Regions from separate parts of the Homo sapiens genome. Here all the other regions are linked to region 2. A link is a contact called in ENCODE Hi-C data. All regions are on one chromosome and are shown on one strand. The core of a region is the stretch at or near the end of the contact, and the rest is flanking DNA. Distances in the headings are between cores, read along the strand shown. Region 1 holds the start of SAP30L-AS1 (SAP30L and GALNT10 antisense RNA 1). Region 2 holds the start of FBXO38-DT (FBXO38 divergent transcript). Region 3 holds the start of GALNT10 (polypeptide N-acetylgalactosaminyltransferase 10). Region 4 holds the start of TAF7 (TATA-box binding protein associated factor 7). Region 5 holds the start of GEMIN5 (gem nuclear organelle associated protein 5). Region 6 holds the start of LARP1 (La ribonucleoprotein 1, translational regulator).

The links. Hi-C counts contacts between places; a loop is a spot of excess contacts on that map. Pooled maps may share reads with other maps.
Region 1: a loop to region 2 is called in a map of B cell, with 10 times the contacts of the local background. The contact joins the promoter of SAP30L-AS1 here to the promoter of FBXO38-DT in region 2. A Hi-C loop is called at or near these places in 6 of 168 maps with a recorded cell type or tissue (B cell, CD4-positive, alpha-beta T cell, CD4-positive, alpha-beta memory T cell and 2 more) and 9 of 50 pooled maps.
Region 3: a map of CD4-positive, alpha-beta T cell shows a loop between it and region 2 (7-fold over the local background). The contact joins the promoter of GALNT10 here to the promoter of FBXO38-DT in region 2. A Hi-C loop is called at or near these places in 2 of 168 maps with a recorded cell type or tissue (CD4-positive, alpha-beta T cell and naive thymus-derived CD4-positive, alpha-beta T cell) and 8 of 50 pooled maps.
Region 4: a loop to region 2 is called in a map of CD8-positive, alpha-beta T cell, with 15 times the contacts of the local background. The contact joins the promoter of TAF7 here to the promoter of FBXO38-DT in region 2. A Hi-C loop is called at or near these places in 2 of 168 maps with a recorded cell type or tissue (CD8-positive, alpha-beta T cell and naive thymus-derived CD4-positive, alpha-beta T cell) and 6 of 50 pooled maps.
Region 5: a map of naive thymus-derived CD4-positive, alpha-beta T cell shows a loop between it and region 2 (18-fold over the local background). The contact joins the promoter of GEMIN5 here to the promoter of FBXO38-DT in region 2. A Hi-C loop is called at or near these places in 2 of 168 maps with a recorded cell type or tissue (both naive thymus-derived CD4-positive, alpha-beta T cell), 1 of 37 single-sample maps with no recorded cell type and 9 of 50 pooled maps.
Region 6: a map of naive thymus-derived CD4-positive, alpha-beta T cell shows a loop between it and region 2 (7-fold over the local background). The contact joins the promoter of LARP1 here to the promoter of FBXO38-DT in region 2. A Hi-C loop is called at or near these places in 1 of 168 maps with a recorded cell type or tissue (naive thymus-derived CD4-positive, alpha-beta T cell), 2 of 37 single-sample maps with no recorded cell type and 8 of 50 pooled maps.

What each region holds. Positions count from the first base shown.
Region 1 is chr5:154,442,439-154,447,092 of GRCh38, forward strand. SAP30L-AS1 (SAP30L and GALNT10 antisense RNA 1) reads right to left here and starts at 3,384. Exons shown (of 3, transcript NR_037897.1): 1 at 3,300-3,384; 2 at 924-1,042. It overlaps SAP30L (SAP30 like), which reads left to right and starts at 3,559. Exons shown (of 4, transcript NM_024632.6): 1 at 3,559-4,367. The coding sequence starts at 4,167. RefSeq lists enhancers at 3,183-3,302, 3,356-3,856 and silencers at 3,433-3,962, 4,093-4,202.
Region 2 is chr5:148,381,392-148,386,312 of GRCh38, forward strand. FBXO38-DT (FBXO38 divergent transcript) reads right to left here and starts at 2,459. Exons shown (of 5, transcript NR_105057.1): 1 at 2,108-2,459. It overlaps FBXO38 (F-box protein 38), which reads left to right and starts at 2,567. Exons shown (of 22, transcript NM_205836.3): 1 at 2,567-2,648. RefSeq lists an enhancer at 2,344-2,543.
Region 3 is chr5:154,188,596-154,193,796 of GRCh38, forward strand. It overlaps GALNT10 (polypeptide N-acetylgalactosaminyltransferase 10), which reads left to right and starts at 2,138. Exons shown (of 12, transcript NM_198321.4): 1 at 2,138-2,430. The coding sequence starts at 2,272. LOC124901118 (a long non-coding RNA gene) reads right to left here and starts at 1,484. Exons shown (of 2, transcript XR_007059010.1): 1 at 1,401-1,484. RefSeq lists an enhancer at 548-1,513 and silencers at 1,734-1,823, 1,914-2,013, 2,024-2,133, 2,224-2,303, 2,374-2,433.
Region 4 is chr5:141,318,030-141,323,028 of GRCh38, forward strand. It overlaps TAF7 (TATA-box binding protein associated factor 7), which reads right to left and starts at 2,755. Exons shown (of 1, transcript NM_005642.3): 1 at 461-2,755. The coding sequence starts at 2,015. The coding sequence ends at 966. RefSeq lists enhancers at 2,284-2,483, 3,064-3,123, 3,134-3,283.
Region 5 is chr5:154,935,317-154,939,903 of GRCh38, forward strand. GEMIN5 (gem nuclear organelle associated protein 5) reads right to left here and starts at 2,895. Exons shown (of 28, transcript NM_015465.5): 1 at 2,652-2,895; 2 at 1,709-1,869; 3 at 525-706. The coding sequence starts at 2,817. RefSeq lists enhancers at 2,391-2,982, 2,574-2,753, 3,144-3,193.
Region 6 is chr5:154,752,476-154,757,169 of GRCh38, forward strand. LARP1 (La ribonucleoprotein 1, translational regulator) reads left to right here and starts at 2,902. Exons shown (of 19, transcript NM_033551.3): 1 at 2,902-3,718. The coding sequence starts at 3,283. LOC112267936 (a long non-coding RNA gene) reads right to left here and starts at 2,545. Exons shown (of 2, transcript XR_002956231.2): 1 at 1,304-2,545; 2 at 1-102. RefSeq lists silencers at 2,280-2,429, 2,680-3,019, 3,060-3,469, 3,510-3,589, 3,870-3,979.

The DNA.
Region 1 (4,654 bases), core at 2,134-4,633, 6.1 Mb after region 2:
AGTCACTGGACACCTAAGTGTCCACCTGTTCCCAAAGAAGGGCAGTCATTGGAAATCACTCCCAGAGCCATATGCCACATTCCCCAAAAAGGGAAAAGAGGAGAGAAAGAGGAGAGCAAAGAGCTTTTGTAGGACTGTGACTGCTTGGCCAAGGTATCCAACTCTGATTCTTTAAGGCGTGTTGGGGGATAACTTCTCAACTGGGGCCTGACTGGATGGAAGGAATGAAGGTGGGGAGGGCAGGGGCAGAAAAGACAGGAAAGAAAAAAAGGGTCAGTGAGCCTGGCCCTTAGACCTTGGAAAACTTTGTAGTCTTTGACCACAATTCCATCTCTGGCACTCAGAAAAAATAATAATCCTAAATAATAAAAAGTTTTATGTTCAAAAATAATTATACAGAACCACACAAAAAAGATATCCAACTTCTGGGGGGGCAAATGTAACTACGGTAGGAATCATGATAGCTGACATTTATTAACCACTTATGATGTTCTAGGCACTGTGTTAAGAATTTGTCACCACCTATTTCATCAGACTCAAGAAGTGAAATAATTGCTAACATGTTATAACAAGTCATGGGTGGAGTCCAGATCTGAACCCAGTTCTGACAGCAAAGCCAACTGTCTTTAGCACCACAGTGTACTGTACTACAGAAACTGCACTGTACTACATAAAAAATGGCAACTGTGAAAACTACATAGCAATATGGGGAAAGATTATGATAAAGTATGCCTTGAATAAAGACTACAAAATTATACATAAAGAATGGCTGGGAGCGGTGGCTCACACCCGTAATCCCAGCACTTTGGGAGGCCGAGGCGGGCAGATCACCTGAGGTTGGGAGTCCGAGACCAGCCGGACCAACATGGAGAAACCCCATCTCTACTAAAAATACAAGATTAGCCGGGAGCAGTGGTACATGCCTGTAATCCCAGCTACTCGGGAGGCTGAAGCAGGAGAATCGCTTGAATCCGGGAGGCAGAGGTTGCGGTGAGCCGAGATCGCGCCATTGCACTCCAGCCTGGGCAACCAGAGTGAAACTCTGTCTCAAAAGAAAAAAGAAAAAAGAAAAAAAAAGAACAGTTACAAGCATGAACTCCCCCACCACCACCACCACACACACACACACACACAGAGGCTGGCTGGGCGTATCAGGCTGGGTGTAATCAGGAAAGAGTAACCTTACAGTAATTTGAACAGGAAAATAATAATATAAACATGTATTAATTATAATAGGGGACTGTAGTCCCCTACAGTTATAAGGAACTGCCTAGTAAAAAGAAAAAAGAATGCTAAATAATACAAGAATAGCAGATATAAGTAGCCACTACCTCAAGGACTGAGACAGAGCACCTAAGAAAAGGTCCTAGATCCCCTTAGACCAGGGCAAGTTGGTGCAGAAGAAGTTGTGTACCGCAATAGCCTAGCATTGAATACAAATGCTGTTTAGAAAAATATGGGGAACATGGAGGTTTCATCCATACCAACTGACTTTGGACCCAACATCACACAGTGCCTGGTACAGATACCCAAGTGTTTTCTACATATATGTCTGAACACCCCAGATAGGAGATATTCTTTTAGGGCAAGGGTTATGTTTCATCCTCCTCCTATAGCCAACCCTATACTTGGTATACATAATGAGTTCAACAACAATTTACTTTTGAACAGAATATATGAACTCTGAGGGAAGACTCCTATTAATCTGTGCCTTTTTTCCATTAATTTTTATTCTATTTTTTCTACTGTAAAAACAAAAATAATGCTTATTAAAGAAAATGCAAAGGTTAAACAAAAGGAGAAAAATATCAGCCATATTCCTGCTACCCAGAAATAATCACTGTTAGTACTTTGGTGCATTTTTTATACCAATAGTTTTCTTTTTTCTTTAAACATAGATGTACAGACATCGTATCCTCCATGCAATTTCATATCCTGAATTTTTTTACTTATCATAAAAAAAGCATTTCTCCAACTCCTCATCAGCTCTTTATTTAAGAATTAATGGTGAATTATTCTCTATAGAAAATGTTTACATTGATGTTGAAACTACCTCAAATGCTAACTGCACAATCTCTTTCTGAAGATTTTAGGTAGTTTACTTAACCACTTCCCTTTTGGAACTCTGAGGTTCTATTTTATTTTTCCTATTATAAATAATTCCATAATGAACATCACTGTACTTCATATTATCTCTGATAGGCCTATTTCCGACGATGGCTGTCCCACGTGTGAAATTACCAGTTCAGATGCTACAAATGCATTTATGGCCACTGAGCAAAACTTAAGATCACCAGCCACCTGCTTCTAAACATGGAAACTGGTAGCTTTCCCTTTTACAACAGGACACAAACCCGAAGCTCCTTCTATGCCCTCTAGTACTAACACTTGCTTACCTATCACCTAACACAGCCTCCCCTCTTCCCTGCCCATAAAACGCTGCCCAGCCCTACATAATTACACGACCCTGGGCTGGTCCCATCGCCTTTCGGACCTCATCAGTCCCCATGCTGCGCAGTTGGAGAGTGGCATGACTGAAGTGCTGGACCAGAGCATATCCTACGGCCCCTCCTGGAGGGGAGGTGGTGCCCTGGGCGCCGAAACCAAGCGCAGGGTCTTGGCAGGGCGCAGTCGCTTCGCCGGTAGACCCGGGGACTCAAAGCAATAGAACTACAGCTTGGAGCTCCAGGGAGAGCCCAAGACACCGCAGCCCTTCCCCATCTAGATTCCGAGATTGGCCCCTGGGCCCCACTCCCAGCCTTCACTTCATCTCCCCTGAAGCCCTTTCTCTTGCCCGCGGCTCACCTAGTCCACCCTCCAGACCTCATTCGGACTTCCCATTCTTCCCAGTGGAGGGGTCGCCCAAACCCCTCGGGGTCTCCTTTCCCCCTCTCCTTTTCTTTCCGCGCCGTCCAAGCCAGTCCCACTCTCCACACTCTGGAAGGTATCGGCTACCCCCAATATTGCGACTGCCTTGCAAGATCCCCCCATCACCTCCTCCGCATGTCTTTCCACGTATCTGTATGGGGTTGTCCCTCTGTCTTTCCCGCCATGACTGGCTTTCCGTCCTATTTCACCCACCCTTCCTCCCACGGATCCGCGAGTCCTCTGGCCCTGGCCCTTTCATTTTATTAGTCCGCCCCTCTCCTGATAGCACCTCTATCCTCTTTAGGTCCCCTCATATGCCCCTCCTCCAAGTCTGTCCCTCAGCGTCCCCGTCCGCGTCTCTACTGTCTGTCCCCGAATGTGTTCCTCTGTTCCTGGAGTCTGGCCCTCGGTCCAGCCAGGCCCCTGCTCACCATCCCTCCCCCGGGCCGGAGAGTCTGCAGCCCGGTTCCCGGTTCTCGCTGGGGTAACTCTTTCCTCTTCCACTTTCTCTACTTTGAACCCATCCCAGCAGAGTCCAGGAAGTAGCCTGGCGCCGGAGACTGGCGGCGGCGACGCCCAATGGGACGCGCCAGCGGCGGCGGCAGCCCCGCCCAGAGAGCAAATGAGACCAATGGTCGCGTGAAGGCGGGACTTCCGCTGTCCCGCGAAGGGCGGGGGGAGCGAACTGTTGTGGTGCGGAGCGTTCGGCGGGCGGCGGCCGGGCGGCCCAGGGGCTGCCGCGGGACTCGGGGCGCAGCCGAGTGGCTGCAGGGGTGGAGTGGGCCGGACGAGCCGCGGGGCCCGGGTGCCGCGGGTTCGAGGCCGGGCCCCGCGCGAGGAGGCCGCGCCACCCCGGGGGAGCTGCCCGGCAGCGAGTTTGCCCCGCTGCCGAAAGAAGGCGGGAGCCGGCAGGGGCCTTCGAAACCCCCTGGCAACCCAGGCCCGGAGTCCTTGGGGAGCGGCTGTTTCCTGGGACGCCCTCCCGGACACCCCCGCTGCAGGGTTACGGTTCTGGGCCCCCGGCAGAAGGCTCCTCCGGGTGACCCCCGGCGGGGCCCTGCGAGCCGCGGGAGCCGACCCCGGGGCCTCGAGCCGGGAGGAAGGGGGCTTCCGGAGGCGGAGGGCCGGGGGCCGAGGGAGCCGGGCCTCTCGGACGCGGGGCAGGGCAGCGCCCGGGCTGGAGACGGACTCTGGGACCCTCGGCTGCGGGGGTCTCAGCGACCTGCCCCGCGGCAAGCGCGGCCGCGGAGTGGCCTACCGGGGACCCTCCCCCAGAGGGACCGGCCCGGGGCGGGGAGATGAACGGCTTCAGCACGGAGGAGGACAGCCGCGAAGGGCCCCCCGCCGCCCCAGCTGCCGCCGCCCCGGGCTACGGCCAGAGCTGCTGCCTCATCGAGGACGGCGAGCGCTGCGTCCGGCCCGCGGGCAACGCCTCCTTCAGCAAGAGGGTCCAGAAGAGCATCTCGCAGAAGAAACTCAAGCTGGACATCGACAAGAGCGTGAGTCCGCCCCCGCTCGCGTCTGGGCCCCGGCGCCCCCAGCTCTCCGTCCGCTGCCCTGGGCTCCAGTCGGGACTCCCCGGGCACTCCCCGCCGTGGGCCTCGCCGCCCCGGCTCTGCAGAACTGAGTTGGACTCCGCATTTCAAAGGCCGCTCCAGCGCTGACATGCTCTGACTGTGATTCTACCCAGATCCGGGAGGATGGGGGCGGGGGCTTCAGGACTCCTGCTGCCTGGAAAGATTGGACAGCAGTTTCCAACTTGTTTTATTGGTTTAGACTTTAGAGC
Region 2 (4,921 bases), core at 1,209-3,708:
TTCCTCCTGTTTTGCTTGGAACAGCTCCCTTTTTTCCCATTCTACCTCCAAGTGCTCCCTGTCAAAACCCAAACACCACGGTATAAGAAACCCAAATCAGAGGGAAAGCCCAAGTGTAGGCACTCTGATAAATAGCTCCAACTGAGCATCTAGAGATCAGCCAGCCTCAACTGCCATCAATATAACATCTATTAGAGGCTGACATTAACTACAGCCCCAGTTTGATATCTGACTGTAAATGCCAGAGACTGCAAGCTAGGACTGCCCAGCCTAACCCAGTTACCCTACAGAATCAGGGCAGATAAAATTTTTAGCCACTAAATTCTGGAGTGACTTGTTACGTAGGTACCATAATGTCTATTTTAAAGAAACCTGAACCTTAGAGCTGAAGTGATTGCCCATTGTCTCTCTGCCAGTAAGCAGAGGAACTCACAGTTAACCAAGTCTTTCTGGTTCTAAAGCCTGCATTGCTGACTACTAAATACACAACTTCTCAGTCAAAACAGCTACAATAGTTTTTTTTTTTCCTTTTTACCTTCAAAAAAAATCCTGTATTTGAATTCATAGTGGAGTTCTGCCATATACGCCAAGTCTAAGGGTAGTTAAGAATAGCCTTGATATGCATAGCACCTTCTGCAGTTGTGCACTGAACAGGCTCCATAGCCATATGAACCTGTCCTGAGCAAACTCCAACCACTATCCCTGACCAAAACTTCTCTTGAGTATTAGTCATCATTTTAACAAAGGGATTATCTGTTGTTTAGGTACCTAAGGAATTTCAAGGAAGAACACGGGCTGATACTAGAACTCATGGAAGAATGAAAAGAGATACTTTAGAATTTAATTAAAAAGTGGGGATTGAAAATTAAAACAACACAGCGGTTTAAGGTCATTTACTGTAGGGCAAACTTTCCTGCAGCGCTCAGGGACCCCATGATGGTGCCACTGTACAGGAGAAATACTAACTCAGGACCTTTTTAATGAAAACCTGTAACATCAAGGTACAAATAAATCCTAGAGATGAAGGGATACATATAACATGCTCTACCTGAAAATGTTAAAACTAGTTTTGATATCTTATTATATATAACACTCATAGCAGTGAGAAAATATCTTTAACATTTATTACAATGATTTGTGGTAGGAAATTTTCTAAACTTGAGGTAGGAAACCTTTCTTACTCATGAGTATTCATTTCAGGTCCCACTACAGTGCTTTTTACAAAAGGAGGAATGCTAATAAAATGAAAATCATATTCCATTGAATTAAAAATTCAGGCCAATTGTGCTGAAATAAATCTTACTGAATGCCTTCTAAATATGCCATGCCCTGCACTAGAAACTTTCGTAATTCCTATTTATTCTTCAGAATAACCTGGGAAACAGAAAAAGCTAAAGTCTGTTTCCTTTATTAAAGTTTGAATATGAAGAAACCGACAGAAGCAAATAGCATAAAAATTCATTTTTGTCTTCAATTACAGGAAGAATGTAACATGAAAGCTGAGATTACAATGAATAGTACATGAATATGATGAGGTTTTGTTTTGTTTGTCCTACCAGAGCTCCAAATAAAAACACAGATATATGGTTTGACATACGGAATGGGATAGCTAAAACTGTGACTGCCTAAGACAAGCTGAAACCTAAGGTGCCGAACCATATTGGGGAAAGAGGGGAAAAACCAGTAGGTCTGCTATCAATCAAGAAAAGAATAAGAAGAAATGGGATTCCCAAGCCTTCTTCAGCTTTTTCTTCTCCAGCAGAATAGCCTAGTCAATGCTACGTCTTGTCAAATTGTGTCTCACATGGCTTTAATGCACACTAACTTTCCTAAGAAGTATTTGTATCTATTTAAATCTAGGGATTTTAGCCCATATTAATTACATGTATATTAGGGCAAGAACACAGGATGTAAAAGGTAAAAATCTGAATTTCAGTCCATCTGCGAGACATTGTGAAAATCAATTACACTCTCTGAAGACAATTCCTTATCCATTAAACAACAGAAAAGGTGATTAAGTTGATCCTTGCCTACATGTCAGAGTCGTGTAGAGTTTTTAATGACACTCATGTGAAATTCCTTTGGACTGTAAAATACTATTACTTACGTGCAAAGATAATGTCCCGAAATCACAGAAGGGATGACTTAACATTAACATCTTTAACTGCGCCCCCGTCCTTCCTCTCAAAAAAAAAAAGTTCTCTATTTTTAGTTGAATGATTCTGGGAAAATCTCTATTGGAACCTATCGACTTCGCAAATGACAAAGGCGAGGTCCAGAGACTTATCCAAGACCCCAGAGTACCAGTGGAAATCAAGACCAAACCACACGGTGGAGACTGGTTCCGACGTATCAGACTCAGTGCTTCCGGCATGGCGCTTTAGTGTCAGGTGAAAGAACAGCAACCCGCCCCGCTTCTCCACCCCTGACAAGCCTTCCGAAATGCCACGCTGAACATGGCTGCCGCGCTTCGATGCTTCTTCACACACACAATATGGACACGGGTTTGAGGCTCCAGCCCCGGATGACAACACTCCGGAAATATGCGAGCGGCGGCGGAAGCGGAAGTGCCTCAGCGGTAGGGGCCGGGGAAGTGTCTGTAGCGTCCCTCCCTCTCAACCACAATAACAGGCGGAGGGTCGGCGTAGGTGAGGCGGCGGCTGAGTGGGCCTGGGGACCGGGAGCGGGGTGGCAAAGCCCGGAGTGCGTGCGGCAGGGCTGAGGTAGCTGGGTGGGGATTCTGGAACTTCCGACCGCTTAAGCTCGGCCTCTGGCCCCCTTGGGGCCTAGAGCTCCTTGAGAGATCAGGGGTTGAATTTGTAGTTCCTGGCCTTCTAGGCCGTGCTTGCGGGGGTTGCCTGCTTGTCTGAACCTGGCCCCAAAATCCAGCATAAAGAACTCTCTCTGGGCCCCAGTTTCCTCAATGAAATGGGTGAGGGTGTTGGACTGGACAGCTTCTGTGACTGTCTCCCACCCCGGGCGTCACGAATTTCATGATTTTAATGTTAAGTCGGTGTTTCGGCCAGTAAAGTGAAGGAGGTCTGTGTTCAGCGTAGTGAGGAGATGTCCCTGAGCAGGAAGCAGTGAACACATCTTTGGCTGCCACGCCTGAGTATCAGGAGCCCTGAATTCTAGTTTCACCCCTTCCACCTACACACCGTGTGACCTTGTCTAGGTCCATTAGCTTTTCTGTGCTGCAGTTTGCTTATCTGTGTTGGATGCCTTTGATGTCCGTGCCCTAGCTGTGGAAATCAGATTCTTAACTCCCTTTTCATGGAGTCTTTACAGACCTGAAAAGCATATTCTCCCTGCACTCTGCACACCCAGAATTTGACTAAGAGATGTCTACCGTGTTTCTTTGCAGACACCAAGCTGGCCAAGGGCAACTGGTCACTTAGGAAGGTTCCTGTGCAATGAGAAGCTCTGTCCAGAAAACTTTGTTTTATACACCTAAACCAGCAGTGTAAATCACTACAAAGTGAAAAACAGGAGACCTTGATTTTTGTTCCAAAGTTGCTATTAACTTGATGGTTTACTTTGGCCAAATCCCTTCCTCTCTCTGAACTTGAGATTTTTTTATCTGCTAAAGGAAGACGTTGGATTAGGTCACTGGTTTTTAATCCCCTTTCCCATTCCCCCAGCACAAGTGAAGGATAAAATAATAGTTCTATAAAGCCATGATTTTCCCAGGGAAGGAGGAGGTCCAGTCTGGAGGGTATGTATTACATAGGCATAGACTGAAAAAAATCCGCTTGTAATTTTTAACTTTCATTTTGAGAATTAACATTTTAGATTATCTGTAAGCCTTCTTTCCCCTCTTTAAAATATGTGATGCTGTAATTCTGATGTCCTCCTTGGGTAAAGAATGTAGAGTTTTGTGTGCCTCTTTGTTTAAATGGCTGTGTGCCCAGAGGTACACACTTTATATTTAGTCAAACAGATACTAATGCATAGCAGAGGAGAAAAAGGGACAACTAGATTCCAGTAAGATAGGGTGATATAGTGAAGTAAAATTGGTGGTATACTAAAATGAAATAAGGTGGTATAGTGAAATAAAATTAAAAAGGAGTTGAAGACCTGTATCCCTGCTTCACACTGGTACATCCTGCCTCTGTGACTTTGGACAAGCCATCTAACATCTCTAGGCCTCACTTTCCTTATCTGTAAAACGAAGGGTTGAGCTGGATGATTCCTAGGCCTTTTTCAGCACCATCATCCTGTTGGGGGGTTTTTGTTTTGTTTTGTTTGTGTGTGGTTTTTATCTGAGCAGTTTGGTTTATGTGGTGTGGTATTTCTTTAGACAAGAGAGGCTGTCCTGGTCAGTAGATACACAAGATAGTCTATGATGTCAATTAAGGTCTGTGAGGTCAAATTAAGTGATATGCAAGATTACTTTGATATGAGCAAGCTGAAACCAATAGAAACTAAAGAAAGGCATGAGAAACTTGAAGGGCAGGGAAGCCCTTGACCAGATAGGATCATTGAGAATATAGGGAAGTTTCAAGTGAGAGGGGGTATTTTTCACGAGGGTAAAGAAAAGTAATTTGAGTTTGGGATGGGAAGGAGATTTGAATTGACGAGATAGGAGAACACTTTTTGGAAACAACTCTGGTTTAAGAATGTGCTTGCAACACCAAGACAAAAGTAATGCTTCCTGTGGCTAAGGTCAGCTAAGCAGGCAGCCACAGAGTGACTGTAATATACCAAAGGTGGCCATAGACCACTGCATGGGAGCCTAAATTAAATGGACCATAAATCCTAATTGGTGAAGGTAGGGTGTGGTCAGATGCAGTTCTATCAGAGCATCTAGAAGCCTTTCTCCAAGCACTAGGGCATTGCTCTGGAATGCAGGAAGACAACCACAGTGACAGAGGACTGACTTGATGATAGAATGTTTACTGTAACCTGGGAAGTCTGTATC
Region 3 (5,201 bases), core at 888-3,387, 5.8 Mb after region 2:
TTTATTTATTTAATTAATTAATTAATTTATTTATTTATTTATTTTTTTGAGATAGAGTCTCGCTCTGTTGCCAGGCTGGAGTGCAGTGGCACGATCTCGGCTCACTGCAACCTCTGCTTCCTGGGTTCAAGCGATTCTCCTGACTCAGCCTCCCAAGTAGCTGGGATTACAGGTGCCCGCCACCACGCCCAGCTAATTTTTGTATTTTTAGTAGAGACAGGGTTTCGCCATGTTGGCCAGGATGGTCTCGATCTCTTGACCTCGTGATCTGCCCGCCTTGGCCTCCCAAAGTGCTGGGATTACATGCATTTTTAAATCTGACTCTCATTCGCCAATGGGTATAAGAAAAGCATGTACCTCACAGGGTAACTGTGAGCATTTAAAGAGGTAATGCATCTCAAGGGCTGCCTGACATAGAGTAAGCACTCAATAAAAGGTAAGCATTATTGTGATGGAAATCTAAAGAAAGAAAACAGTTCCCTGAGGAGGAGTTTTAGAAGGCTTCGTGGAGGAGGTGGCAGTTTAACTAGACACGGAAGGATGAACAAGATTTCCACCGACCTAGAGAAGGGGGTTTTATGGGTAGAAGGAGCTGCGTGGTCAACAGCACAAGAAGGAAAACACAAAGCCTGCAACAGGCTAAGCGAAGCTCAGGGCAGGGCAGGGCAGGGCACGGCAGGAGACAGAACGTTTGATCAGCCCTAGCAGGTCATAGGAGAGGAGCATGATGGACTCTAGAGCCGAGGTGATGGAAGCCTTGAAGGTTTTGCTGCAGAAATCAAGAACTGAGCTGTGATGTCAGAAAACTGAATCCCCATCGCTCAGCCTGGAGCTGGAAGAACTTGGAGGCAAGAGTTGCCAGAACGCTGGTCAAGGACTAGTGGCAGCTAGGCACGAAGGTCAGCGGCTGAGCTAGAGAAGCAGAGAATCAAGAGGACGAATGTGGGGGTGGCAGAGAGTAAGGTAGCCAAGGGGGTGCTCCGTTCCACCGCATCAGGGAGGAGGCAGCTAAGTGACCAGCGTCGAGCGCCCCGAGGAGGAGCCGCTGGCTGGCATCACCGTCGGAGTCCGGCTCCACGGCCCTCCGCATCGCCCAGAAGCCCGACTCCTCTGTCAAAGCCCTCGCCACAGTTACAGACACATTGCCTGGTCTAGTGAAATTACGTGTTTCATGTTTCAGCTCCCAGACGTCAGGGCTCAGGTCTGTTTTCATTTCATCCCAGAGCCTGGCACAGTGTTTGGCACATAGTGGCGCTCGCCAACGGTTTGCTGAGAGCTTTCCGGGAAGGGCTCAGTGCGCTTAGGATCCAAAAGCACGCGTGAGAATGCAGGGCATTCTAACTCCAAGGGGGTTGGACTTGCGTGAGGAAAGGTGCTGCAGAGAGGCTACCGTCACTTACCCACCCGCCGGTTTGCAGGATCTACAGACGGGCGGCGGCCGGGCACAGCTCCCTACAGTTTGCAGAGGGCGTTCACACCTAACGCCAGGGCCCCCCTAGAGGAAGAAAACCAGGGCCCGCCCGCGGAACAGTGAGCGTGCAGCACGGCTGTGGCCCCGTTTCATGGCCGGGAACACCGAGTCGCCGGGGTCAAAGTAGGTCCGCAGGTCCTGGGGGCCGAGCCTAGGTGGGCTGGAAGTGACAGCCCCGGGGGCTCCAGGCTCAGAACGCCCGGCGGGGCCCCAGCACTATTTGCATATCCCCAGGGAGGCAGCAAAGGTTCGGCTGCAGTCCCGGGCGGAGGTTGCCGGGCGGGGCGGCAGGGTACCCGGGCGAGCGGACATGCACCCCACCCAGCGGTGCCCAGCCCGCACCAGTTAGCGCCCAACTCGCCAACTCCGGGACTTTCGCAAAGCTCCAGAGGGCGGGGGAGCCGCCGAGGAGTGGGACGGACCATCGCGGCTCGAGAGGGGGGAAGCGCTCCGGCCCGGCATCCTGCAGCGCCCGGGCGGGCCGAGACGCTCCGTGAGAGGGCCGAGCCTGCAGCGCAGAGACTCGGCGGTCGACGCGGGGGCAGGCGGCGCGGGGCGGGCGGCTCGGCGGGGCCCGGGGGCGGTGGCGGCGGCGACGACCCCCTCGTGGCGGCGGCGTGGTGGCGGCGCCCAGCTCCCCGGCCGGCGAGCGGCGGAAGTGCCGCGGAGTTGGAGCGGGGCCGGCGCCGCAGCCGCTTCTGCTGGCTGAGCTGCTGCCGCCGCCGGGCGGACGGGCGGACGCGCGGAGCTGGGGGCGGCGCGGCGGGGCCGGCGGGGCGCGGCGGGGCTGACCGGCCCCGATGAGGCGGAAGGAGAAGCGGCTCCTGCAGGCGGTGGCGCTGGTGCTGGCGGCCCTGGTCCTCCTGCCCAACGTGGGGCTTTGGGCGCTGTACCGCGAGCGGCAGCCCGACGGCACCCCTGGGGGATCGGGGGCGGCGGTGGCGCCGGCGGCGGGACAGGTGAGTCCCCCCGTTGCTACAGGCCGGGAACACCCCCTTCCCGAATTCACTTTTAGCCTGTGGTTCCTTCCTCCACCTTCTGCTGTCTGCCTCCTCAGAGTCAGCTCCGAGACTCTTCAGCTCTTCCCATTTTCCGGATGGGAAAATTAAGTCCTGTCGGGACTTGTCCAGGGTCCCACGCCAGTCAGAGACTGAGTCCGAACTAGCACTCAGGACGCTATTTCTCACCACATGTTACCACCTTCCTTTCTGTCCCCGTCTGGTATTCCTTGACGTCTTCCAGCGGATCTCTTTTGAAGGATCCTATCTGCATCCCTGTATCCCAGGATGACTCCTGCCTTGTGCCAATAGGAATGAAGATTCTGGTTCTTCTATTTGGTGTCCAGGTCCTCTCTGCTTCCCTCCTCCCACCCCCCCCCCCCCACAACCCCTACCTGCTGATCCCAGTGTTCTTTGCTCAGGTCAGCCCTTTTCCTGATTTCTCATCTGCCCAACGAGACACCCGGGCCTTCCTCCTCTCCCCATTTATTCAACACCCCCGCCCCAACTCTAGCCTTTTCCTTTCTCAGATCCTGTGGATTCCTTGCAGAATGTAAAGATCATGCTCCCTTTAAAGCTTCAAGCCCCTGGGGGTGGAGAAGGGGGTAAGCTCCTGGTCCTTGAGGGACCTGCTGCCTTTGACCTTATGGGAGTCCAGAGGTGGGGCTCTGGTGGGGGGACCCCCAAAATGTCCCAGAGGCTATTGGTGCCCAGTGTCCTGAGGATGGAACACCAGAAGCCTTCCCTATCTCTTCTGAACTTGTCTAGTCTGGTTAGTTGTAGTGTTTATTGCAGCCAAAACTGGGATCGGAATGGTTTCTGCCTCCTTTGAACTTACCCACGTATGTTTGTGTGTATGTGTGCGTGCACGCATTTAGACTAGCAGCTCCCTCATAGCAGAAGCTCTGTCACATCACTCCCACCCTCCCAGGAGGTGCTAGTGAGTGTATTGCTTAGACTGTTTCATATAGTGGAACATTTCAGGCTTTCTTACGGGATTTCTCTGGTCCCATGAGAAGTGGATAATTTGTGTATCAGGGTCAGACTTGACTGACTGTTGGCTGGCCTCGACGAAAGAGGCTGGCTTTTCTGAGATTGATGGTTTTCCTTATTCTTCCCAGTATCAGGCTGCTGTCTAGGCAGTCTGGCATCTGGAGCACAGAGGGCTCTTTGCTACAGAGCTGACCAATTTGAGCTCCGCCTGTAACTCTGTTAATTGCTGCAAAGCATCCCAGAGGGTCTCATTGATCTTTCTGGTAGAGCTTACTGTTTAGAAACTAAGGTTTCCATCTCTTTCCTAAACCCCTGGTTCAAACCCTGACAGCTAGCTTAGACCTCTCTCCCTGAAATTCTGTATCTGTATGGATTTTCCGTTCATGAAATCTCTTTCCTCTGTTCCTATTCAGTACCAGCATCAGAGTCAGGAGTTCCAGGGTTCTGACCTCAGCTCTACCACTAACTTACTGTGTGTGTCCTTGATCACCTTTCATCTCCTTTTCTGAGCCTTACTTTCTTGGTCTGTAAACCATGATTATTGGTCCAGTTCTAACATTCTGTGATACTATCAGTTAATCAATGAGGAATACAACGGTCCCTTCTTTTTTTCTGTCTTGAGTCCAGAGTTCCTTGTAGCATCCCTAGCTGTGGAGGCTCCATACTGGACACAGCTCCAGGTCAAGGGGGAGTGTCCTACCCTAGTGCAAACTCTCCTTTAGAATAGCTGTAGCCCATTCTAAAATAGTGCTTGACATTCTGCCTCTGCTTGGAGAAAGACCTCGTATTTCATTTGCAATAGATGCCAAAGACATCCTGATTTTCATTTCTGTAGACCCAGATGGGTAGAGAAGGTCAAGGTTAACTGCCAGTTTGGCCTGAGCTTTCAAAGTAAATTACTCACTTGTGCAAGAGGGTATTGATAGAGTAAGGCAGACTTTTGGGCAGGGAGAGAGAGGGGAGCAACAGCTGGGTGCTGCTCAGAGCCCCTAACTGAAATGGATAGACAGGCTCATCTGGGAAGATCTAGTTTTTGTTCATTTCTTTTTCTCTGGAATAGCATGAAGAGGAGGAGGAAGAAGTGGTGAAGGGGGTTTGGGGGTTTGGGGGGAATACCAACTGATTATTCTTGCTTTAAAGAAAATCTCTTTGCTTCATGGGAGCAGCAGAATGGAGCTGTTTCCCCAATGATAAGCTCTTCTAGGTGCTACAGGATTCAGCATTCATCTGCTGCCTTTCAAGAACGCCCTGCCAAATTTCCACACAGCCCCTTTTTGTTTCACTCTCCCACAGATGCAGAGCACTGGGCTTGGCCCCCAGTCCGTTGTTTGAATGTCAGCTGGCCTTGAGGAAAGAGGCTGACTTCTCAGAGTGATGGTGTTCCATCCCTCATCCCAGTGTACTGGAACATACATGTAACATGCCAGGCTGCTATCTGGGAAATCTGGCATCTTGAGCATACAGAGCTTTTTCAACAGGGCTGACCAGTTCTGAGCTCAGCCTGTCATTCTTGTAATTGTTGAGAATCATCTTTGAGCATCTCGTTGATCCTTCTGGTAGAAATAACTGCAGAGGCTCTGGAGGGAAGTCTGACAGGACTTTATCCAAATGAAAAATGTGTTCCATATGGGTTTGAAAGAAGATTCTTTGAGAGTAACATATCCACTACTTGAGTAGTCCTCTAACTCCTTGATTTCTCCACTGGATTAAAGAACGGAGTTTCAAATTTATAGTGTTTA
Region 4 (4,999 bases), core at 1,505-4,004, 7.1 Mb before region 2:
AATTTTGATGAAATGACATTGATAAATGACCTCAGTTCTCAGAATATTAATTATAGGAACTCAACTGAAGAAAATTAGAAATATTAATCCAAACCAATGGAATGGTTCATTGGACTGCACTTGATAACCACTGCTTTGTTTCCAACATTTTATGCAGGTAGATTTAGCGCTTTTTAAAAAAGGCACAAAGGCCTTCATCTACAAAAATTAGGGTACTTTAAGAAAGCTCTGTATCTAATGTTTCCCAGCTTTCAAGTAGATCAAATAGAATTGGAATCTTAATATGATGCAAACATGACCATTCCCAATTTCTTTACCCCTGCTGTGTTCCTTTTTTTCATAAACCCTACTGCCTCTACCTGCAGAACGGGATCAAATTGCTTAGTCACTAAACTCCACCATAAAACCACCTCACAAGAGGACCTGACTCCCACCAACCATGAAAGAACAAGATACACTATAAAGTGAAAAACAGATGCTTTTATTTATTGTATTGGAAACAACTTAATAATTTGCATCTCTACATATAGAAAGCTGCTTTGAATAACTGGGAAAACAATTATTGCATAGGAAAACATATGCAAACTAGCATCATTGTCTCTAGACTAGGTTCTTCTTATTGATCTCACGTCATCACAAAGCAGCAACAGCAGCTTCTAGAAAATGGAGAAACAGTAAAGTCCTGCAATGAAGCTATAATTAAGGTTGAACCATACATTCCGCTAATCCTGCAACTTTCCTACAATCATTTTTCTGCCTATACAATCCTGCTTCTTATAGGATGAACACCTAGCAAAACAATATAAATTTGCTGAAAAACAAAATTACAAACAAATGAAAGAACTTAACAGAACACACAGCATTAAAAGGACTAGGAAGAGCAAGGTCTTAATACCCAGTACAATAAAGCCAAGAATTTTCTAATGCTGACCAGTCTGAAGACTGAAATTAAATATCAGTTCTTTTTACTTCTCTAGGAGTGATTCTAGCTCCTCTTGCAAAGAGCTGAGTTGCTCCTTTTCTCGGTCTTCCTTTTGTTTGAGCTCATCCAGTACAGCCTGAAATCTGTTCTTGAGAGCCAGATTTTCCACTTTCATGATGAGATCCTCTTGTCGTTTTGCCCTGTCCTGGGTCTCTTGGAGCTTGCCTTTCATGTTGTCAATCTGCTTCTGAATTCCCATAACCAGCTGATTGGTTCCTTCATTTTCCTGGTGCTGTTCATCTGATTCATTTAGCTTGTCCTGTAGCTGTCTCTCCAGATCTTCCTCCGTGTCAATGATGTTTATATCTTCTTCATCTTGATGCTGGGTCTCATCTTCATCCTCACTGCTGCTGCTGAGGTCATTGAATATCTCCCGAAGCTCATCATGTTCTAATGAGTCATGGCCCTGCCTGTGACCAGACATTCCTGGAGAAGAGATATCCAGGCCTTGATTTTCTGCCTCCTTTGTTTCATCTTCGGCAATTATTTCCCACCGAGTACTAACAGCTTCAGCATCTGTACTCAGCAATCGTTTCACTTCTTTTTCAACATCTGGAGATTCAATATATTTCTTCTTTGCTGTCTTCCGGAACCTTCTCTTCCTGACATTCTTTAGAGGCAGAGTAATTCCGTGGTTCCAGATAAACTTTTTCTCTTTGTCCTTATCCTTTTTCTTGCTTGCTTTAGGATCAGTGCTAGCAACTGGCTCCTCCACAGGAGGATAGAGATCACCATCAACTGTGGATACAAGCATCTGACAGATATCAGCTGTCTTGTAAAAAGTTTTTTTATCAATGGTTTTCAAGCTTTCCATAACACAGGGCAGGTCTACTAATTTTGAGGCCAATGGAACACGGTCCACTCTGACGATTCCATGACGCCCATCAGGATGTAACTCAATTGTCAGTCTGTCCTTGAGGTTGACATGACCAGACTGTACTGCCCTTCTCACAGTAGAGGCATATTCTGGAGGCAGACGTAAGATAAACTGGCTCTCCAGTTCGTGAGGAGCATCATCTTTGCTTTTACTCATCTTTATTTCCTTGTGATTCACTTCTCCAATAAATGCTGGTTACACTAAAAAGTTCCAGCTACTGCAATAGTTTAAAACACCAGTTTGCTATGAATTGAAATCTTTTAATTACAAGAAGTTCTCTGTAGATCAGCAGCTAAGCGTCTATTTTGCCTTAGTTTTTATTTAAGCTCCAAGTCTTTTCTCTAAATATGCTGTGACCGAATACCAGTCGTTAACACAAAGGCTTATTCACAGACTTAAGTTCATTAAATCAGATGCAATGCCAAGTCCCAACCTCTAGGTGCCGCTGCCGGACAACGCGGAGAGAGCTAGCTAGCTAGCTAGGGAACAGGAAAGCAAATGGCGGCTCCCCCGGAACGGTTTTCGGCCCAGAAAGCCCAGCAGAGATACTTTCAACTCACAAACTCTCCCGGAACAAAGACACTCAAAAAATCAGGGCTCAGCGAGCTCTCTTCGCCTCGGGTACTTACAATCCAGTGACGATTATAAGTTCAGTTTCACCGGGCCGGAGCGAAGGGAAGAGGAGGCCGCAAGGAGCCAAGCGGGAGAGAGCCGAGCGTCTCCTTGTCGTTTCCTTAATTCTTCCTGCCGCTTGGCAGAGTGATCCACTACCGATTACTGATGAAAGGGCCCGGGATGGGCAGCGCGAAATCTTGCCGAGAGGCGCAGCTCGCATCACCAGACCCCGCACCTCGCCGGCCCTCCGTCCGGGTCGCCTACCCAGCAAAAACGGAAGTGCTACGTCGCGACGCGGGGCGGGAGGCGGCTGTGAGTGACAGCCCCTCCGGGCGGAAGGGCGGAGCCCCAGCTAGCGCAGGCGCAATAGCGCAATTACGCTGCCCAGCGTGAAACTCATCTTTTCGCGAGAACTTGTTTTTCCGGGATGGAAATGACAGTGTTTCGGAAGAGCTGTTGGTTTCAAACTATTTAGAGCTTGGAAGTTCCAAGAAAGACACAGATTCGTCCCCCGCTAAGCCAGCACTTTTACGGGATCGCTGTGGGGCCGGATGGCTTCTAGACTTCCGGGTGATTCCGGGAGATGGGGGACGCCTTGCAGTAAGCGTCTTTGCTTCTGGAAACATCTCGGATGTTCCCTAGAGTCTAGCCTATCTGGTGCCAATACAAGAATGTGTAGCTACTATACAATGGATTTCAAAGTACCCAAATCAATGGAGTGAGGAGGACATGCAGCTTACTATATAAGTCTCTCTCTATATATATGTTTGTTTGTTTGTTTTGGAGATGGAGTCTCAGGCTGTCACCCAGGCTAGAGTGCAGTGGCACAATATTGGCTGACTGCAACCTCCACCTCTGGGGTTCAAGCGATTCTCCTGCTTCAGCCTCTTAAGTAGTTGGGATTACAGGCACGTTCCACTACCCCACCTAAGTTTTGTATTTTTAGTAGAGAAGGGGTTTCACCATGTTGGCCAGGCTGGTCTCGAACTCCTGACCTGAGGTGATCTGCCTGTCTTGGCCTCCCAAAGTACTAGGATTATAGGTGTGAGCCAGCGCGCATGGCCCAAAGTCTGTATTTTTAAATATAATTCCCTGTAGGGGAATTGTGCCTCTGGTTTTACTTGTGTTCTATAATACTTCTGGGGAAACAAGGGTGATTCCTTTTTATGTGCTTGATTTAGATGTAAATGTAAACAGAGAAGGAAGTGTTCTTTTGGACAGAATTGTCTGATAGACTGAGCATCTGGTTAAAGTAGATATAATTGAAGTATTGTTTCCTGTCTCTCATGTACAAGTAATTTTAAATTACTTTGACATTTTTTTTAACTCCACCTCTACTATTTTGCTGTTTTCTGCTTGTCTTTTCTATCAATAGTCAGGTATTCATCAACACATATTTTTAGTATTTTAACATAACTGGGTAACAGTTGGTACTTATTTCTATTTATTTCCATTTATTTTTAAAATATCTGGGAGAGCATCAAGGCCATTAATATTTCATTTCTATCCTCTAAAATATTAACAATTGCCCCTAAATTTAAGAGAATTCTCTTAAGATGTAATTAACATTTCCAAAATTCACTTTATTCTTGTATGATTGAAAGCTCCATGATAGTGATCTTCTTCTATCCTGGTCATTGTGTCCCAGTGCCTAGTACCAGAATGTGGGAGATACACAAAAAATATTTGCTAATTGAATGAAAAAACTTATCTGTCTAGAAAGATCATAGTCTCAAATCCTGTAGTGATTTCTGAGAGAAAATACATTCTTTGTCATTTTAAAATGAGATAGAGCCACTTTACATACATTTCCTTTCTAGTCAAGGACAATTCTAATTGTTATGAGGTGGGGAGGTTTACTAATAGTGTGTGTGAATGTGGTTTAGCTAGAATGAGATACTGTTGTGGGAGGAAATTAAAATGACCTGACGTTAGTTTGGTTTTTAATGTTAATTTTAAAAGAGAAAGTATGCCCTTCCAGATAACGGTAAATTATTTCTCTTTGCTTATAATGTGTTGAAGAATGTTAGCTGACTTACTTGTAATTTCCAGAATGATCTATTTCCTCTTTTTCAAAGATGAAGTTTTTTCTGTTACAGGCTTGAGCCACCTCGCCTGGCTGTGTTTTGTTTAACCATATACAATGTGAGGTCATTATACATGAAAATAATCCAAATATTACTCAGCATCTTCCCTATGAGTTTTATGATGCTCAAATATTCTTATCATAGAAGGTAACTTGAGATAAATTGTATGCAATTTTTCATTTTCCAAAATTACTGTGTATTTTAGTTTCTAAACCTTTCTTTACATGGAATATTGCCAGACATAGTTAAAAGGATTAACTGAGGTTTTCTTAATGTATCTAGCTCCTTCAGTCCTGAAATACATTTTCTGCTTTTGAGTTTAACACATTTTCTATATGCTGTTTTAGGGGAGGAAATTATATTGACCCTAAATATTTTTTTAAATTGGATTTATCAGTAGACATTAAGATAATCTGCTGGGTGCAGTGGCTCATGCCT
Region 5 (4,587 bases), core at 1,645-4,144, 6.6 Mb after region 2:
TTGCTTAAGTCTTCAAATTAGAGAAAATAGACATCTTTCAGTGAGAAGTACATGAAATGGTGAAAGAAACGGGGATGTATATTCAGGCAGCTCATGTGAAACAACCTTGGTGATCAACAAGGAAACAGATCCCAATGCCGCATCACTTTCCCAATCTAAAGGGAGCGCTCAGAACTAGAGAGACCCAGCAAAGTCATCTGACACCTGGGAGTTCATGTTGTATCAACGGGCAGTAGAGAAAGCGAAAAAGGTGAAAGAGGACATTTCCTACACGTAAAGGTTGATTGGAGGAGTTAGATCCGAAAAACGAAGAAAGTACAGTACCATGGAAACCAAGGAAACAAAAACGGAGTGGCAGAGACAGTAAAGACCTGGAGGAATAAATGATGCCAGGGGCTCAGGGGGAGTGGTTAACATCTGTAGATGGTTTCCTTTGAGGAATAAAAGGACAGAGAAGGTAAAGAAAATGCAAAACACGATCATAAACAAACAAAAATCATCAATACAGATGGCATAGTACTTACCCAATGGCTACTAAATCTTCATGATGAGGTGAACAAGTAAGACAGAAAATTGTCCTGGGTTCTATAAAGAGGTGCTGGCTGTCATTTCTGTTAAACCAGTAACAGAAAACTACTCCTTTTTCATCCCCAGATACTATTAAGTCCTTTACTCGAGGAGACCAATGTAATGTTGATATCGTATGCTTTAAAACAAAACAAAAATTTGTTATTGTCAATGCTGAAGTTCTACTTAATTTTTAACTTGTATCACAAACCAGCATAATGCTACATATACACATTAAAAGTAATTAATACGGCCGGGCGCGGTGGCTCACGCCTGTAATCCCAGCACTTTGGGAGGCCGAGGCGGGTGGATCACCAGGTAAGGAGATCGAGACCATCCTGGCTAACATGGTGAAACCCCATCTCTGCTAAAAACATAAAAAAATTAGCCGGGCGTGGTGGTGGGCTCCTGTAGTTCCAGCTACTCGAGAGGCTGAGGCAGGAGAATGGCGTCAACCCAGGAGGCGGAGCTTGCAGTGAGCCAAGATCCCGCCATTGCACTCCAGCCTGGGCGACAGAGCCAGACTCCGTCTCAAAAAAAAAAAAAAAAGTAATTAATACTTATTAGTAGTACTTCTATAGCAACACGATATTAACAAAATGGTGGGAAGATTTAGACTACTGGGGATCAAATAATCATTAAAAATTTTTTAAATAGCTTAATGCAAAGTTCTTATTAAGTAGGTCTTTTCCTTTGTTCTCTCAAAAGGCAGGTACATCAAGTAACTATCTAGCTTAGAAATGAGTTTCATTCACGCATTTACAGTCTATATCAGGAGTCCATTTGTATCAATAACCAGAGGGTAATTGTTTTAGACCTTGTGGGCCATACCATGCCTGTTGCAACTACTCAACTCTTGTAGCATGAAAGCAGTCATAGACAATACTTAAATGAATTAGTGTGGTTGTATTCTAATAAAACCTATTTGCAAAAACAGGCACAGAGCAGTTTGCCAACCTCTGGTTTGTATATATCTCCTTTCAAAAAAAGTTGAGACATCTTACAATATAGTTTCTTATCTAATTAATGAACACAATTACAAGTTACTTTGCACAGATGAGCTAGCAAAACTAGCTTGCAACAGAAGAACCCTCAGCACAGATAGATAAAAACGGTTTGAGAAACCAGTAAGCCATGGTACCTGATGGAGTGCATGTTCTGTCACAACTGTTTTTGTCTCTACATCCCATATTTTCACAGTCCCATCGTCGGAGCTGGTGGCACAGAGGTTGTACTGACCAGGGTGATGAGAAAATGTGAAGCCAGAGACCCTTTCGGTGTGTCCCACCAACTCTCCTATGACTTTAAGCAAAACCAGACGCTAGGTTAATCGAAGTGCTATCCAAGGTTCCTGGCAGAATCATACTGTTGTTGGATGACAAGTGAGCAGATGCTTTGGAGTTACTTAACCCATGGTATAACTGAAACACCGACGGACTTACACTCAGAATTCCCAAGTGCTGATATTGGCTGTGCCACGTGACTTCGAACAAGTCTCTGAGCCTCAGCTTCTCAACTGTGAAATGAATGTTGATATACCTTGCTCTGCTTAGTTCACAGACTGGAAAGCAGCTCAAATAATGTGAAAGTGACTCTTATTTAGATGTGGCCAGAATAAATCACCTGGCATGTCATATCCTAAGGCACAATCAAAGCCTAGTTTGGAGCCTGAAAGCATCTGGTTCAACCCATTCATCTTACAGTAAGGAATGCCACACGTTGCAGGATCTTGCTTAGGGCCTGCAGCTGTGGTTAGCCCCCAACCCCAGGAAGGCTCCCGGGGGGCTGGCGCGCACCAGGCTGGGCAGGGGAGCCATATAAATGGCCGAGACTATACAAGGCTAACTTTTCAGTAAGCAAGCGGCCCCACGTGGAAGCTCCAGGAGGCGGGACCGCTCGGCCACAGCATGGTGTAGCTCATTAGGAGACCAGAAGCAACTCAGCTTAGTGACTGTGGGCTGCCTCTCCTCCCAGCCTGGGCCTCAGTTTCCCTAGCTGTAGAAAACGGGGTGGAGTCGTCCACTCGGCGCCCCTGGGGAGCGTACAAAGGGCAGTAAGTCTCGGGCCCAAGGGTGGTGAGTTACCTCGAAACGGGGGTGTCCCTGGACTCTCGCCTGCGCCCGGGCCCACGCGGACAAGGAAGACGGAGGTCCGCGCGGCGAAGCCAAAGAGGCCCCCGGGCACGGCATCGCTGCAGCGGGCGCAGTACCAGTTGGGGGAGGGCGGCAGCGTCCGCGGCTCCTGCCCCATAACTACAAGCCGTCAGAGACAAGAGAAGCTGCCACAGCCGACCGCTCGTAGCCTCACGCCTTAGGTAGGGAGCGGGGCGGGGTGAACTCCGAGCCCCGCCTTCTCGGGCAGTCGCTACGGTGCGCGTCGAGGCCCAGCCAGCACCGCGCGTTGCGTTCCCGCTACCGCCGGGCTGGGAAGGGCGGGACCACGCGTGCTGCACTGGCCCTCAGTACCTAGCCCGCGGTAGGAGGTCCGCCCCAACCCTGGCTAGGGTCAGGTGCTGCCTGAGCACAGCCCCGAGGTTAAGCATTCTCACTTCCCACAGAAAGGCACAAAATTAGAGGATTAGACTAGTGGAACCACCGCCCCAGGCTACCAGTTTATTATTTGGAGCTGTTCAACCACTATCCCGTCCAACGTTTTTTGAGCGCTATGTGCCAGGGCACTTTGCTAGTTGTGGAGGTGTTTTAAAGATATGCACAAGAGGCCGGGTGCGGTGGCTCACGCCTGTAATCCCAGCACTTTGGGAGGCCGAGGCGGGAGGATCACGAGGTCAGGAGTTAAAAGACCGGCCTGGTCAGCATAGTGAAACCTCGTCTCTATTAAAAAACAAAAATAAAATAAAATAATAAAATAAGCCGGGTGTGGTGGCAGGCGCCTGTAATCCCAGCTGCTCGGGAGGCTGAGGCAGGAGAATCGCTTGAACCCGGGAGGCGGAAGTTGCTGTGAGCGGAGATCACGCCACTGCACTCTAGCCTGGCCACACAGCGAGACTCCATCTCAAAAAAAAAAAAAAAGTAAAATGCAACAATCCCTAGACAACAAATACTAGGGAGGCTGAGGCAGGAGAATCGCTTGAACCTGGGAGGCGGAAGTTGCAGTGAGCAGAGATTGCGCCACTGCACTCCAGCCTGGGCGACATTGCGAGACTCCATCTCAAATAAAAACAAAACAAAACAAAAAAAGATATGCACAAGAGGCCACTTAACAAAAATATTGTTGTACCTGAGTGAGTTAGAGAAAACGCCACACTTTGAGACGAATTAAGAGTCCATTTGTTTAGCCGGTGGCCAAGAGATGGCTAACGCTCAAAGTTCTCTCAGCCGGAAGAAGAGGCTAGATTTTCTTTTATACTTTGGTTTAGAAAGGGGAGGGGAGTCTAGTTAAAACAATTTTACAGAAATAAAGTAGGCAAAAAGTTAAAAGGATAAATGGTTACAGGAAAGTAAACAGTTCCAGGTGCAGGGGCTTTAAGACTATTTATTACAAGGTGATAGACTGGGGGCTTTGGGTGCTATCAATCAGACGAATTCCTGGGAATTGCGGATATTGCTCGCCACAGTATCTTATCAGTTAATTGCATCTTGGATGTGCTGGGAGTCAGCTTGCACAAGTTAAGTTCTTGAGGAAGGGGCTGCCAGTGAAAGAGCCAAGATGGAGTCTGTCTGGCTCTCTTAGCTAAGCAAGAGTCAATTCAAGTGGAAACAAGGCTAGGTGATCAGAGGAAAAAGGGAGAGTCTAAAAACAGGGTTAGTAAAAACAAGGTTGGGCATTACAATATGGAGTCCGGGAGACAGGCTGGTGTGAGCTGTGATCGAGCCACTGCACTCAAGCCTGGGCAATAGAGTGAGACCCTGTCTCAAAAAAACAAAACAAACAAAAATATGAAAGTACGAATCTGGAATTAAAAAGGGAAAGAACAGTTTCTGCAACTGGGTGGAAATTCTGGCTCTGGGTTCTGGGTACTCAAAGATGAAGGAGAAGCAAATGGAGTGACTCTTGATTTGC
Region 6 (4,694 bases), core at 1,652-4,151, 6.4 Mb after region 2:
CAGGTGATCTGCCTGCCTCAGCCTCCCAAAGTGCCGGGATTACAGGTTTGAGCCACTGTGCCCGGCCTTGGACTTCACTTTTCTGAACTTTGGTTTCTTCATCTGCAAAACAAGGAGAATGAGTAATCATTATGATTCCTTTTTCCAGTTCTAACAGCTTCTAAGCCTAAGATGTTGTCTCGGCCGGGCATGGTGGCTAACACTTGTAATCCCAGCACTTTGGGAAGCTGAGGTGGGCAGATCACCTGAGGTCAGGAGTTTGAGACTAGCCTGGCCATTATGGTGAAACCCCATCACTACTAAAAATACAAAAATTAGCTGGGCATGGTGGCGGGCGCCTGTAATTCCAGCTACTCAGGAGGCTGAGGCAGAAGAATTGCTTGAACCCGGGAGGCGGAGGTTGCAGTGAGCTGAGATCCCACCACTGCACTCCAGCCTGGGCGACAGAGTAAGAGTCAAAAAAAAAAAGATGTTGTTTCACACAGGTCTCTTACTTTCTCTGGCCCTAGTTTGTCTCTCTCTGGGGCAGAGCAGGCCCAGGGTAGGCAGATCTCAGTACCCCTCCACCCTCTACACAGCAGGGCCTGGCCATGCTTGTTCAACCCTGTTTCTGACTGCTGAGTAGCATGAACGAGTTTCTTGTCCACACAGTGCCCTCGTACCCTCACGAGTTCTCAGGGGTCAGGGGAGGGTACTTCTCTACCTCCAATTACAAAAAGAACAACTAACAATAATAATTATGTCCCCTATTAACAAAGTTTAGAGAGGGTCTAGAGTGAATAATCTCTTCAGGGATTACTTATCAATAAATTTGTAAAAATAAAGCTGTGCATGGTGGCACGTGCCAGTGGTCCTAGCTACTTCGAAGGCTGAGGTAGGAGGATGGCTTGAGCCCAGGAGTTTGAAGCTGCAGTGAGCCATGATCACAATGACTGCACTCCAGCCTGGGTGACAGACCTCATCTCTTCAAATAAATAAATAGTGCATTTCAGTGGCAATGTGCAATAATTTACCTTCTGATTAAGAGTACATGTAATGAACTTAGTAGATTCCTGGTTTAATTCATTGAGTAACATTACCTTCCTTGGTAGCTCTTTTGACGTACTGGCTTGTCTATAAAATTTACACAGCACCTTGACTAACATTGTCTCACTTGACCTTCACATGAGCTCAGAGGGTGGAAGCAAGTCAGGCATTATTTACCCCCATTTTTCCACCAGGAGAGGGGTCCAGGGAAGTGCGGCTAGCTGGCCAAGGCTTGGAGGCTGAATAACCCAAGAGTTGGAAGTAGACATGGCATTACCTGGCTATCCCTACCAGTACTTCTCCCCCATACTGGTTACAACAATCCTACAGCTCAGCTTTGCTGGCTGGGGCAGTTCCAAGAGGCTTTTCATTCAGTCTTCTCCTAGATCCAGCAGGTCGTGTGCTCTAATTCTTGTTTTGGAGATGGCCAACATTCCAGGCTGTTATGTTATGTGAGCACGTGGGATCACAGCCAGTCAGAAGCCAGGACTTCTCCAAGTGAAGTCATAAGCACCAAAGGGATCTTGCTAGACACGCAGATTTCTGGGTCCAGTCCCAGACCGAGCCTGATTCCTAATACTTTGGCATCTGCGTTCAAAGAAGTCTTCCCTTATCACCCAAACAAAAGTAGCCCATCTAGTCTAACTGATTACCACAGTTTAACTATTGTCTTCATAGATACTAGACAATAATTTATTACTTGTTTATTGTCTCTTTCCCCACCTTAGAATAAATTCCATGAGGATAGGGACTTTGTTAGCCTAGTTTATACCAAACCCGTTTCCTAGAACCCTGCAAGGCCCCCACAGTACGAGGTCAGTAAGTATTGAATCGAATGTACACTGAAGTTTGAAACTGCTGTCATACACTGCTCCTTCATTTTACAATAGAGAAACTGAGGCCCACGAAGCTGGAAGTCACTGCTGCAGAGATGGTAAGGGGGCAGGGCCAGGATAAAATCTCAGATCTCAGAAGTCCCAATCCAGGGACGGTTCAACTCCGCCCAAAGCAATTCTTTAGAAAAAAAACGACATCCACTTGAAAGAAAAGACATTTCCTGCCCATAAATACAAGGTTTCGCGGCGGGGAGAAGGGCCTGGCCTGGGTGAGGGCTTTAGTAATTCCGTTCCCACTTCCTAGGCGCCGGCTGCCCGCAAGGGCTAAAGACTCGCTTTCCAGGCCCGGAGTTGAACCCATCTCCGGGTAGTGTCGAGGCCAGGCCCAGCGGCGGCGAGGCGCGGAGCACAACCCACTGAGGTGCGGACGGCTCACCCAACCAAGGTCACCCGGGCGGGGACCGAAGGGGCCAGGCCCGCCGGGCACAGGGGAGGGGGCGGCGTTGGCGCGTCCTCGGGGCGGATGAGGGTCCTCCCTTCGGCCTCCTAGAAGTCAGGAATGACACTAATGGCTCCTTCCCCTGAATCTGACACCCAGCCTAAAGAGCACGAGCAGGCCCGGCAGGCCGCGTGGCCGGGTCCCATGTGCTCCACCTGAGGCCGCTCTCACGCGCTGGCCCTTTAAGATACCTCCCCTCCTCGCCCAGCCTTCTCTCCTATCCCCGTCAGCGCCCCCACCGACAACTCCCGAATTGCATCAGGCACGTGCTCGCCCCCGTCCGGTCTGAGCGTCCCTACCCCCAGCCCGGGAGGTGCTCTGAGGAATCGGAGACGAGGGGCGGGGCGAGGGGCAGGACCGCGTAGCCGTGCGCGCGCCGTCCCGCCGCCTCCTGCCCGCCCGTCGCCCAGGGCCCGGCCAGCGGCGCGCCCCCGCTGCGCCGTCCCCTCCCCTCGCCCGCCGCGTCGTGAGGCGCGCGCCCGCCCGCCGCCTGCCGCGGATCGCGTGGTCTGCTTGGCTCGCCGCGCCTCTCCCCCGTCCGTCCATATTGCTGCAGCCCCCGAGCCGGGAAGCCCGGGCCGCCCCGGGGGCGGGGGGGAGGGAGGGACGGGACTAGAAGCCTGCCGGGCTCGGGGTGGGGGCGTCTTGCGAGGAACGGGCGGGGGGGGACGCACGCCTAGGAGGCCTGGACTGCAGAGTGGGGGGCCTTCCTCCCCCCCCGCCCCGCTAGTGGGCCTCGGATTTACGGCGGCTGCATCTAACTGGGAGGGGGCCGCACCTCGCGTGAACCCCGACCCTTCTCTGCAGGGACTGGGGCCCAGCGCCCCGGAGGAAGGCGTCGCGGGCGCTCTGCTAGCCAAGTTCGAGGCGGGGGAGGCAGCCTCGGGCGCGCCCGGCTTCTCCGGGGGGGCGGGCGCGCAGATGGCCACTCAGGTGGAGCCGCTGCTGCCTGGGGGCGCCACGCTCTTGCAGGCCGAAGAGCACGGGGGGCTGGTGAGGAAGAAGCCGCCGCCGGCGCCCGAGGGCAAGGGCGAGCCCGGGCCAAACGACGTCCGCGGGGGGGAGCCGGACGGCAGCGCTCGGAGACCCCGGCCGCCCTGCGCCAAGCCGCACAAGGAGGGCACCGGGCAGCAGGAGCGCGAGAGCCCGCGGCCGCTGCAGCTGCCCGGCGCCGAAGGCCCGGCCATCAGCGACGGGGAGGAGGGCGGCGGCGAGCCAGGCGCTGGCGGAGGAGCTGCCGGAGCCGCGGGCGCGGGGCGCCGGGACTTCGTGGAAGCCCCCCCGCCCAAGGTGAACCCGTGGACTAAGAACGCATTGCCGCCGGTCCTGACCACCGTGAACGGACAGTCCCCCCCAGGTGGGTCTCCCTCCTTGCCCTCCTGGGTCCGGGGGCCTCTTCCGGGGACATGGGAGTCCCCTCCCCCAGCACCTCCAGGGCCCCGGGGTCTGCTACCGGTCATGGTGACTCGGGACTTTTTAAAATTGCCTCCTGGTTGATCCTGGTCGCCGCGCCCTCCCCCCCACCGTACACTCAGGGACCTGCCCCTGCCCGAGGGCCCGGCCTCCGGGAGGCTACGGCCACCGCCTGGGCCGCAGCGGTTAGTGGGCAACGGTGTGGTTCGGGCCTACCTCGTCGGCAGAGGGTGGGCGCTGGTTTCAGTGAAACGATCCCCACCGCATGCTGGTGTAAGAGACGGTTTCTGGTTTGAACCTTCCTCTGGAAGCCCCTCTTCCCACCCCGCCCGGCGCTCCCCGTTTTGGTAGCGTTGCGAGCGTCCCCATGTTGTAAATGTTTAATGAGCATATGTCACGGGCAACCCAGTGCCCGGCGCGGAGTACATGCTGGCCGCACGGATGCGGGGATTAAAAGTTAACAAGTTTTGTTCTCGGGGAGATGAAATTGGGCTTTAGAATCGCCATTTGGAGACGGGTTGAGGGGTCAGTTGTGGGGAGAAGAAACCCATCGTGTCATCGAATTCGGTGGTTTCCCTCCCCGATCCCGGGCACCTTCCGCCTTAAGAAGGAGCCCGATGGCGAGTGTGCTGGGGGAGCCAGTTAGGAGGTTGGCGGAAAATGTGAGGCGGGTGAGGGGCCTGCGGCGACTTGAGGGGCGTGTGGCGGCGGGGGAGGGAGTGGCCGGCCTGGGCGGGCGGGTGACAGTTGGGCGCCATGCGCCGCGCCGGCGGCCCGCGGGCCGCTCGGCCTCGGCGTTCGGTGCGGGCCGCGGCGCTGGGGGTGGCAGGAGGGTGCGGGCCCGCGGCGCGGCCCGAGTGTGCGTGTGCGCGGCGCGGGTGTGTGCGCGTCCCCCCTTCCCAGCATTCCTCTGCAGCCGG